Regions from separate parts of the Homo sapiens genome. Here region 1 is linked to region 2. A link is a loop called in an ENCODE intact Hi-C map of the cell type or tissue named here. Cell type or tissue: psoas muscle. All regions are shown on one strand. Links, peaks and the distances in the headings refer to the core of each region. The heading gives the core; the rest is flanking DNA.

Region 1 (5,383 bases), core at 125-5,124, 320 kb after region 2:
CACATGGAATTGTCTGAGTATTAAAGGAGATCAGCCATGTAAAGTGTTTGGCAGGGCATTACTTGCTGAGGGTCCTATTGAGGTCCAACTATAGTCTGACCTCATTCCCTTTTCTGGGTCATCCAAGTTTCTCTTCTTGGTTCCCTTCACTCCCTCAGCACAGGGAGAGACACCCCACACCCAGGTTAGCTACTAGAAGTAAGGCTAACGCCACTTAACCTGCAGCTTCCCTTCTCTCTGTTGTTCTTAGGGGAATAGGAAGTCCTTTTAGCTTGGCTGACCTCATGCAGGGAGAGCTATGAGACAGGGAGAGTCTACCTGTCTAATGTGCCCAGATTATCCTTCAAGGAGAGGTGTTGGTCTTGAGCATTATATTCTCCTTTAAGAGCTAGGACTTGGTAGGTGTCCATTTCTCCTTTCTCTCACCTTCCATATTTAATTGTGTGTTCATTCCAAGTACCTTATTTTCTTTGGCGAATGTTTCTTAGGAAGAGGAAAGAGTGTTCATGTCAGAGCACCAGCACAGATTGGGGGCACTACTCTTTGGAATGAGGGGCTGGCTAATCCCATCCATGGCTGGCTCAGCCCCTAGAGGGTGGCAGGAAAGAGAATCAGCTGGAATCATGTAAACACTCAGGCGCCAATCGCCTCATCCAAGAAACTGCTATGAATGTCAAGTGCATCATATTTGCTGAGGCAGGATCAGAGACCAGCCAAACTCTAGGCCATGCCAGCGGAAGGATGAAATAATACTGTTGTTTCCCCTGCTCATTAACATCTGGTTTTTCTGAGGTGACATTTGTCTTAGTGATCGAGGGAAATAAATATGTCTTTGGCCTTCTCTGGCGCTTCATATCAAGCTTGGTTTTACAACAGAAGAGCCCAGAGTTATTCTAATAGAGTATCTATATCAACATAGATGCCAGAAACAAAAATTCATGAGTCAGGGCCTGCGGTTATGTGAGCATGAACACTGGGTCCTATTTGGCATCTGGGCCTCCAGCATGGTCAAGAATCCTGCCCTTTCCAGGATAGCTGAAGGAATGGCCGTGACCAGCTGCCTCTTGGAAATTCTGATCTAGCTTCCTGAGAATTTGCACAGCCGCTAGGGCAGCAATTTTACCCTGGGACACGCTTCTGAGCTCAACTGTCTTTTTTTTGAATACAGTATATGATTCTAGCTGAGGACTCAACCACCAGGCCCAGGGCCAGCGATGATCCTATTTCCGTTAGGAAGAGTCAGGAACACTTTGCCTTTAATCCTGTCTCAGATAACATTCAAATGCTTTAACCCATAAAAATAAATTCAATTCTTTGAGGTCTAATGTGTGTCTGTGTGTTTATATATAGACGATTGGAGCTATATTTCATTATTGGCCTTAGTAGAAAAAGCAAGGGCTAAATGTCTGTAAGATGAAGCCTATAAAGCCGTTTTACTCATTTATTTATTTTCACTTTTTTTTTTTTTTTTTTTAGAGACAGGGTCAGTCTTGCTCTGTGACCCAGGCTGGAGTGCAGTAGCGTGATCATAGCTCACTGCAGCCTCAAACTCCTGGACTCAAGCCATTTCCCACTTTAACTTCTCTGTAGCTAGGACTACAGGGGTGCACCACCATGCCTGGCTAATTTTTATTTTTAATTTTAGTAGAGACAGGGCCCCCTTGTGTTGCCCAGGCTGGTCTCAAACTCCCAGACTCAAGCAATCCTCCCGCCTCCACCTCCCAAAGCGCTGGGATTTACAGGCATGAGCCACGGCACCCAGCTTCATTTTAAAACCTATAATTATCTTGATAATTTGGGGGGAAATGCATTAAGATTCAGTAAAATAATGAGATAGATTTTTAAAATTCTAAAGACAGTATTTGGATTTATAATTATAAATACCATTCAAGCAGGCCTAACATTCTCAATTAGCAAAACGTAAGAAAACAATTTCTGATGCTTTTGATCCAGATCTTGAATGAAGAGACTTGTCTTCCACAGAATGGGGCTTGGGTTTGTCAGAAGAGATGTTGTAGGGACATTGACTATGGCAAAGCCCATAATTTACGAATTTGTCCAAAGCACCACGTGGTGAATAGGTAAATACTGCTCCAGTACCCCCAGGGAGAAATAATGCAATGAGTTAAATTTCTTAAGAGAAGTCAAGCGAAAACCCTTTTTATCTCTAGTTTTTAAATGGTTTTTCTAATCTGCATGCATATATATATATATATATATATATATATATATATATATATATTTTGTGCCTTAGTAAATATAGCATAGTGAACATAAGCAACCATTTCTTAGGCAAGCCAGAATCTGAAAGTGTTTTAAGGTCATCCTTTAAAAAAAATCAGCGCCCGTATGTGGAAAATCAACCTTGTAGGTTAGTAGTGGCTGAAAGTTCAGAGATATTCACAAACTCAGCGTTTGTTACCTGTGTGTTTTTAACAAGTCTCTGTTTTTATATAGCTTACCCCTTAATGATAAAAACTGCGTGCACAAAAATTTCCTTAAGTTGATGGTACTGGTTGATCAAGTTATAGTTAATAAAAGTAAATGTATACATATATTTATTTAAATAACTATATTTTACTTTTTATAAATATATGTACTATTTAATTATAAATATATATGTTTATATACTTATTTATTTATGATTACTCCCTTTTATAACATTCAGAGTGTGCTTTGTCATTCAAACCTTTTTCTGTCCCCACCACGGGGGTTGTGAGCTGCCCGAGGGCAGCAGTGAACTTGCACAGGGCTTTGTATCCTGAATGCCTAGTTGGGTGCTCCTTATGACTGTGGATTTAAAGCTGTGGTTCTCAACCTTGGCTGCACCTTGGAATCCTCAATCGAGCTTTCACAAACACTGATGCCAAGAAAGCTGGTTTAATTGGTGTATAGAAAGTTCTGGGTATTGGGAATTTTAAGAGTTCCCCAGATGATTCTAATATGCAATCAATGTCGGGAACCACGGATTTCAGGAATCAAGTATCCAGCCGCAGAAGTGGCAGCATCACCTCTCTGAGACGCCAGAGGGCAGACAGGCAGCCAGAAGAAGGCAGTGGGTAACACAAAGGCACTTCTGGATTGGCCTGAAACCACATGGGACGTGCTCACTCCCAGCAGAGCGGCCTGGTGTGATAATAGTGTCATGGGAATTTTTCTGGCCTGCTAGTCACAGGTAGTTGAGATGTGTGAAAGGAAGTGTTTGAAGGTATTAGAAAGCTTCAGAACTTAACTTCTTCTCTGCCATTGGTTTCCAAACTATCACATAAATAATTCACAAAAAGAGACATAAATGAATAAGGAATATATGGAAAATGTTTAGCTTTAGTAGTAATCATTTCAGTGCAAATCAACATTAAAATTATTTTAATGATATTGAGGGTTCACAGGGATAGAGTGAAATTGGTCTTCAATTGACAGAATCCATTGGGCAGCATGGATCAAGAACTATAAAAATGTTCTTATCCTTTGACTCCATAATTCCTTTCTGAGAGTCTATTATAAGGAAACAATTCACAATATGGGAAAACCTACTTGGAAAAAGATGTTCATCATGGTTATTGCTAACAGTGCAATATCAGAAGCAGTCAAAGTATTAAACAACATGAGAAAAATTAAAAAAAATTATATATATATATATATATATATATATATATACACACACATACATATATACACGTATTTTGAGACAGAGTCTTGCTCTGTCACCCAGGCTGGAAGTGCAGTGGTGCATTCTTGGCTCACTGCAACCTCTGCCTCCCAGACTCAAGCAATCCTCCTGCCTTAGCCTCCCAAGTAACTGGAACTACAGGTGTGTGCCACCATGCCTGGCTAATTTTTGTATCTTTTATGTACAGATGGGGTTTCTCCATGCTGCCCAGGCTGATCTTGAACTCCTGGGCTCCAGTGATCCGCCTGCCTCAGCCTCCCAAAGTGTTGGGATTACAGGCATGAGCCATCACACCCAGCCTAAAAATATACATTATATCCATTGGGTGGAATATTATGCAGCAATTATGACAATAGATAGAAATGAAAATTGTGTTATTCACAGAAATGTTTATGCTCATTATGATACAGTGCTGTTTGTAAACTATTACTTCAATTGGGTTTTTGAAAAGGCCACTTGAGATATCTTCAATCCCAAAGTACTCCTCTCCTGGAAGGAATGCTGTTACGGTGCACCACACATTTGCTTTCTTTTTTTTTTTTTTTTTTTTGAGACGGAGTCTCGCTCTGTCGCCCAGGCTGGAGTGCAGTGGCGGGATCTCGGCTCACTGCAAGCTCCGCCTCCCGGGTTCACGCCATTCTCCTGCCTCAGCCTCCCAAGTAGCTGGGACTACAGGCGCCCGCCACTACGCCCGGCTAATTTTTTGTATTTTTTTAAGTAGAGACGGGGTTTCACCGTTTTAGCCGGGATGGTCTCGATCTCCTGACCTCGTGATCCGCCCGCCTCGGCCTCCCAAAGTGCTGGGATTACAGGCGTGAGCCACCGCGCCCGGCCCACACATTTGCTTTCTATGTTGGCTGGCCTCTCATAGCTTCAGGTCTTTCATCTAAAGCACCTATCCTTGGAAATAGCTGCTGGTCCTTTTCATCAGAGGTTGCCATGGGTACAGACATTTTTTCTTTTTTAACTAACTATCTTGCACGCCTTTAAAGAGCCAGATATCAATGAGAGGGAAAGGCAATTAAATACAGTGAAAATTCTTTCTGTATATTGCACACAGGAGAAATGAGAAGCCCATTCCATTCATCTTTTAGGTGATCTATTCCTGGGGTTTCATCCCCTTAATTTGAGATTTCTGGATGTTCTTAAAGAGCCTTGCTGACTACCTTAACGAGCAAGTTGAGGGTAGAGCTTGTTACCGACAGATCAGAATCTCCAGCTTGAGTAATGCTAAAAATAATCAAACAGGAAATGGGTGTACAGAGGGGGAATTGCTACAAAATGAATAAGAATTATCTTGAAAATTCATCTGTGAGAATTCCAGGACTTGTATGGATACTGGAGCTTTGGGGTTTCTTCCAAACAGTTATGCATGAGAAAGCAAATCTGTTGCTCAATACAGAGGCTGCGGTTCATTTTCCTGCTAGTGAACATAGGCAATGCCTTTGGATTCTACAGCGAGCTGTGCCACAACCAGGTAATTAACACAGAGTGATATAAATACGGATTAAGTTGTGGTATAGTACTTGTCATCTATTAGTAACTTATGATGAAAAGTTATTAAACCATTATTTTTAAATGATGTAGTCCAAGTTATTTTCTACAATGTGGCCTCAGCATATGGTCAAAGTCAGGCTGGATCCAATAGGATTCCTTTCCATCAGAGAGGATGGAAATCACCTTGAACAGATGAGTTGCCACCATCAGAGTGAG
Region 2 (5,383 bases), core at 206-5,205:
AATGCAATCAAGGAGAACTGCAGGGCTCCATGAGCAGAAAAGACACAGCTGAGTCCTCTGCAGTGGCTGGGCCTGGAAGCCGGGGGTGACCGTGACGGTGTGTTGTGTGAGCACTTCCAGATATCCTGGCATGTCCACAGGACACGGAATGAGGGTTCCAGCACATCTTACTGGATCCTAAGTGGAAGGGTGACTTCAGTTGGCCTTTGGATTACAGTAACAGTGGGTAAGAGAAAACATGTTTAGATCCCTAGGCTTTAAACATCTAATCAATGGTATTTTGAGGCTGATTTCTAAAGAATAATCTCGATTGTCTTATGATATCCTGGCCATGCTTCAACACTGTCAGTTATTTACTTATTTATTTATTTTTTGAGACAGGGTCTTGCTCAGTCACCCAGTCTGGAGTGCAGTGGTGTGATCTTGGCTTACTGCAGCCTGGACCTCCTGGGCTCCAGTGATCCTCCCACCTCAGCCTCCCGAGTAGCTGGGACTACAGGTGCACGCCACCATGCCGGGCTAATTTTTTTGTATTTTTAGTAGAGACAGGGTTTTGTCGTGTTGCCCAGGCTGGTCTTGAATTCCTGGGCTTAAACTACCCACCCGCCTTAGCCTCCCAGTGCTGGGATTACAGGCATGAGCCCCCACACCTGACCCACTGTCAATTATTTATCTAGGTTTTTCCCTTGAGAAAATTTGCTTGAGCTTAAATTATCAACTGTCACAACTTCCTTGAATTCTACTTCCCAAGATTTTGCAGAGTTTTTCTATCTCATTGGTTTGTTTAACGTATTTTTTTGAGAGATGGGGTCTTGCTATGTTGCCCAGTCTGGCCTCAAACTCCAAGACTCAAGGGGTCCTCCGACCTCAGCCTCCCAGATAGCTGGGACTACAGGTGCATGCCACCATGCCTGGCTTATTTTACTGGATTTTAGAACATGTTTGGCCACAAATATATTATAGGTGATTGTTGTGTATGAGGGACTTTAGGCTTTCAGAATTGGTACACCCAATGTTCACTGTTTCACCCTTTGAGAGTTATAGTGCTGTGGATTGTGGGAACACAAACAGGATGTCCTTCTTCCATTCCATCCTTCCCCTCCTCATCCTCAGAAGCCTCTGCGCTAAGTGGTGGCTTGGCAGAGCCTGCCATGGAGAGGTAGTTTGAGGGCTACTTCTGTAGAAGGTTCTTATGCATCTCTCGTTCCTAACAATGAAGGAAAAGAGTATTTGAAGCAGGACAGCAGGAAGCCAAGCCTGGGGAAGACCTGGCTGGCATTTAGATTTCCATTTGAAAATGCATATATTTTTTGGAAAAGTGTGACCTTGTCAATAATTACTAACCCCTGTAGTTATCAATTAATCCTTTTCTGGGGTCAGTGGAAATCAGCTCAGAGTAATAAACAGACTGACAAGAAAGGAAGATGAGTGGGTGGGAGGTGGGAGTTCACATGGCAGGAAAGGGTTGGGGTGAGTCCAAAGTCACCATTCCTGTCGTTTTCCAGCTAGCCCTAGACCTGATTCTCACTGGTTACCAAGCTGGGGAAAGCCGGGTGGCACCGGTAACCAGAGGCTGGTGCCCCAGGCTGGAAAAAGCCCAGTTGATCACTGCAGGTTCTTGGCAAGTTCTGTAACTGAACATCTGCAGGCTTTGATCTCTCCATCTGTACTTGGCATATAACATTACTATGCACGCACTCTAGCATGACATTGTGAAAATTAACTAACAGGTGATAAGAGAATTTTGAGATCCTTTAATTAAAAGGTCCCTCATAAATATTCACATAAAATGCCATCAGTACTGTTTATAACAGGACTGAGAAAAAAAAAACCCAGGACTGGGAATCTAGTTATTTCACTATTTCTATTTGCTATTCTACTTATCTCAAATTCTCTCCCTGATGAACGCCCCAACATCACAAAACAAATACTGTCCCTTCTACTCTCTTGTTGCAAGTAAAGAAATCGGACAATAGTGTTTGAGTTTGGCATTTTGGAATCATTTCAGAGAATCTTCATATTCTACCTATAAAGAATGATTTTCAAAGACAGTGAAATAAAATCATCTTTGGTAAAGAACAATTTGTGGCCAGAGAAGCAACAGGACGAGGATCCTGAGACAATGACACAATGCATCTTCATCTGTAAAAGAAATGGCTCCAGGTGTCCAAAGCAGCTGCCGAATGGTCTCAAAACCACTTTCTCTACTGGGTTTTCTTACTATAGGCAATTCTACATAAGACAAATCTGCCACTGTCACATTTCCTGGTCAGCCACCTCTGTATTGCTTGCACGGACCCGGCTCCATATAAACACTACCCTCAGACTTGACTGACATAGCATACATGCTCGGCCCCAAATGTATTCCATTTGATTTTTCAATTTGTAAACCACCCAGGAAACATGTCAGATAGAGATGAAAAGTGAGGTGTTTACAAACTGGCAATGAAATATGATATTTATCCTGTCAGCTGAAATGAGTCTGACAGATGTATTTTTTTGTTAAAATTAAAATTGTGAGCCATATCACATTACCCTCATGATGCCGCCAGATGCACAGCGTATGTCTGACAAAGAGGCACCCCTGTGGTCATTTGAGCCAGGCTGCAGGTTCCAACAATTCATGACACAGGAGCTTGTGACAAGGCCTTGCGTGAGAAGGGGGAGCCACCCAAGCACTGAATACACAGACGCAGACTCGTGCAACTGCTATGGAAATGATTCTTTTCTATCTTTCTCTGCCCACAACATCTTCGCTATCAGGGAAGAGCTCTGGAAAGGAAATGAATGGAGCCCATCATCTTTGATTTCGGTCTGCCAAAAAAATAGAGTCCATCCGTCTTTGATTTTGGTCTGCAAAGAAAAAACAAAAAAGGGAGTCCGTGGTCTTTCATTTTGGTCTGCAAAAATAGTTCTCATCTCAGGCTGGCAGACCAAGGACATAAGCTTGGGAGTGTAGCAGTTGCCACTCTGCTCTCTGGGACTCTTCTCACTGGACTCACACAACTCCAAGCAGAAGTGACCAGAAACAGACAAGAAGCACACAGGAGAGAACCTATGGGGCTCTATCCAGGGCAAGCTCCTCTGGGTTTTTTCAGGGTGCTCGTGTGCAGAGTTCATGAGTGCTCCTTATCACTGAGCAGTGGGCTGGTGGCTCCTGGTGTGAAAACAACCCCGTCAGCCATGCCGGGGAAAACACCCCTGTCAGCCACGCCGGGGAGAGGAATCTCTCAGCAGCCTTGATGGTTGGGCTTCTGGAAGGCTTTGTGGCACAGTGGTGGAGCTGGGCATGTGAGAATTCTCTATCAAGGGGCCCTGGGGCTCCATGAGGGTTTGCATTCCCGTCTTTCATACCTTTCCTTTAGGAACCAGTACTTGGTTCTTTCTCACAGGGGCCTAAGCCCTGCCTTATCCCATTGTAAGAATGAATCCCAGTCCAACTGTGTCCTTTGACGTCACCTTGTCTGCACCCTGAGGAGTTGGTCTAATCTGGGTATGTCTCCCTGGAGTGTGACCAAATGCACACCAATGCCGCTCCTTCATTTTTACGTCAGTTCTACGTGTGCACGTGAAGTCTCAGGAAGTCACCGAGATTTTCATATGACTGTCCACAAAAATTAGACAGGAAAACAATGGAGGAAAAAAAAGAAATCAAGAAAATTGCTGAATGCTATCTATGTACCCTGCACTTTTGGGAAGGAGTTTTACAGATGGTAATCCCTCCTTGTATTGTTATCTGTAAGATTTTAGAAAATAAGAAAACAAGACACAACAAACACAGTATGATAGGCTTCATAAACAATAAAGAAATCGAATAAATGAAACCCCACCAACTGGCAGCCTGACTCCTATGAAAACACACTTTTGCAACTTAAAGGGGCAAATGGGCCTGGAACTCTCCACCTGAGCAGGTCTGAATGGGCTCACGATGAAAGCTTCCAAAGAGAGAGAGAGAAGAAGCAGTTATTGGTACAGAGGAATATGTGATGGCGTAAGCCAGGACACGCTAAACAACTGGCCCAAATGACGCCTGCATTACACAGATAATAACAATAGAACAATGCCTGACAAATCTAGTGTTACGGGCTGAGTGGTGTCCCCCCACTAATTCATATGATGATGTCCTTACCCTAAGTACTTCAGAATGTGACCTTATTTGGAAATAGGGTTGTTGCAGATGTAATTGGTTAAGATGAGGTCGTACTGCAGTAGGGAGGGCCCCTGGTCCTGTACGACTAGGTGTCCCTATGGAAAGGGGAAATGTAGACACAGAGACAGACACACAGGGAGAAACCACGTGAACATAAAGACGGAGTATGATGCATTTACAAGCCACGAAACACCAGATTACCAGCAACCCTCAAGAAGTCAGGAGGGAGTCTCAGAAGAGATTCTTCCCTTGGGCCATCTGAGGGAGCGTGGCCTTGCCCATGCCTAGACTTTTTTTTTTTTTTTTTTTTTTTTTTTTTTTTGAGATGGAGTCTCGCTCTCTCACCAGGCTGCAGTGCAGTGGCGCGATCTCGGCTTACTGCAACTTCTGCCTCCCAGGTTCAAGCGATTCTCCTGCCTCAGCCTCCCGAGTAGCTGGGACTACAGGCGCACGCCACCATGCCCGGCTAATTTTTTGTATTTTTAGTAGAGACGGGGTTTCACCATGTTGGCCAGGATGGTCTCGATCTCCCACCTCGGCCAGATCATGTGCTGGGATTACAGGCGTGAGCCACCGCGCCCAGCCTACGCCTTGACTTCTAACCTCCAGAACTATGAAAGAATAGGCTTCTGTTGTTTAAGCCACTAACTTTGTGTTATTTTGTTCCAGCAGCCCTAGCTGACGAATACACCTACAAAACAGAATAAGGAAGCTCAAGCTTTGAAGGACAGAAAGGAAAGGATCGTGATGAGTATAAAATTAGGAACAGAGATAACAGAAAATTTATTGAACTGAAATAGAATTTTGGCACGAACATCATGAGAATCCAGAGAAAGCCACTCACTCAGTGGTGGGTGACTTCCCATGCCCGAACTCCCCTACATATGCATGTCTGTCACCTTAAAGAAATAGAAAGGCCAAGGCAAAGCTTTAAAGTGATCACAGGTAAAGAGAGCTGGTATTTAATGACATGGAATACTAATTAGATTTCTCTCCTTAGACTTTGGAGGAGGGGAGGATGGGGTGGAAAAGCTATGACAAGGCCAAGAGAAGGTACTTGCCCAGGGTCATTTTGCTCTTTGAAGGCAGAGAAGGATATTTTCAGACTTAGAAAAATTGACCAATTAAAAATATGAAAAGTGTGTCACATAGAAATGTATCCATTTTGCCACTGTAGGAAACAAAACTAGACAGAGATTTATAAGGACATACTTGAGAAACAAATGAATCAGA

Evidence for each region. A loop is a pair of places that touch in the nucleus more often than their neighbours do. Peaks named below come from ENCODE experiments on the same cell type or tissue, not always from the same donor. Only the 100,000 strongest peaks of a DNase experiment are listed, where the experiment ranks them.
Region 1: a loop joins it to region 2, with 2.2 times the contacts of the local background. A loop is called at or near these places in 1 of 110 quality-filtered maps.

The regions. Positions count from the first base shown.
Region 1 is chr6:17,165,201-17,170,583 of GRCh38, reverse strand. No RefSeq gene overlaps it. Among named protein-coding and RNA genes, the nearest start is that of STMND1, 66 kb to the right of the region's middle. In psoas muscle, for the core only: a CTCF peak has its summit at 2,996 (motif pointing right); DNase peaks (open chromatin) are centred at 1,163 and 3,063; H3K4me3 peaks cover 2,094 bases; H3K27ac peaks cover 3,372 bases.
Region 2 is chr6:17,481,597-17,486,979 of GRCh38, reverse strand. All of the region lies in intron 4 of CAP2 (cyclase associated actin cytoskeleton regulatory protein 2), which reads right to left. Among named protein-coding and RNA genes, the nearest start is that of CAP2, 91 kb to the right of the region's middle. In psoas muscle, for the core only: no CTCF peak of the experiment used is centred there; DNase peaks (open chromatin) are centred at 2,619 and 3,209; H3K4me3 peaks cover 843 bases; H3K27ac peaks cover 4,902 bases.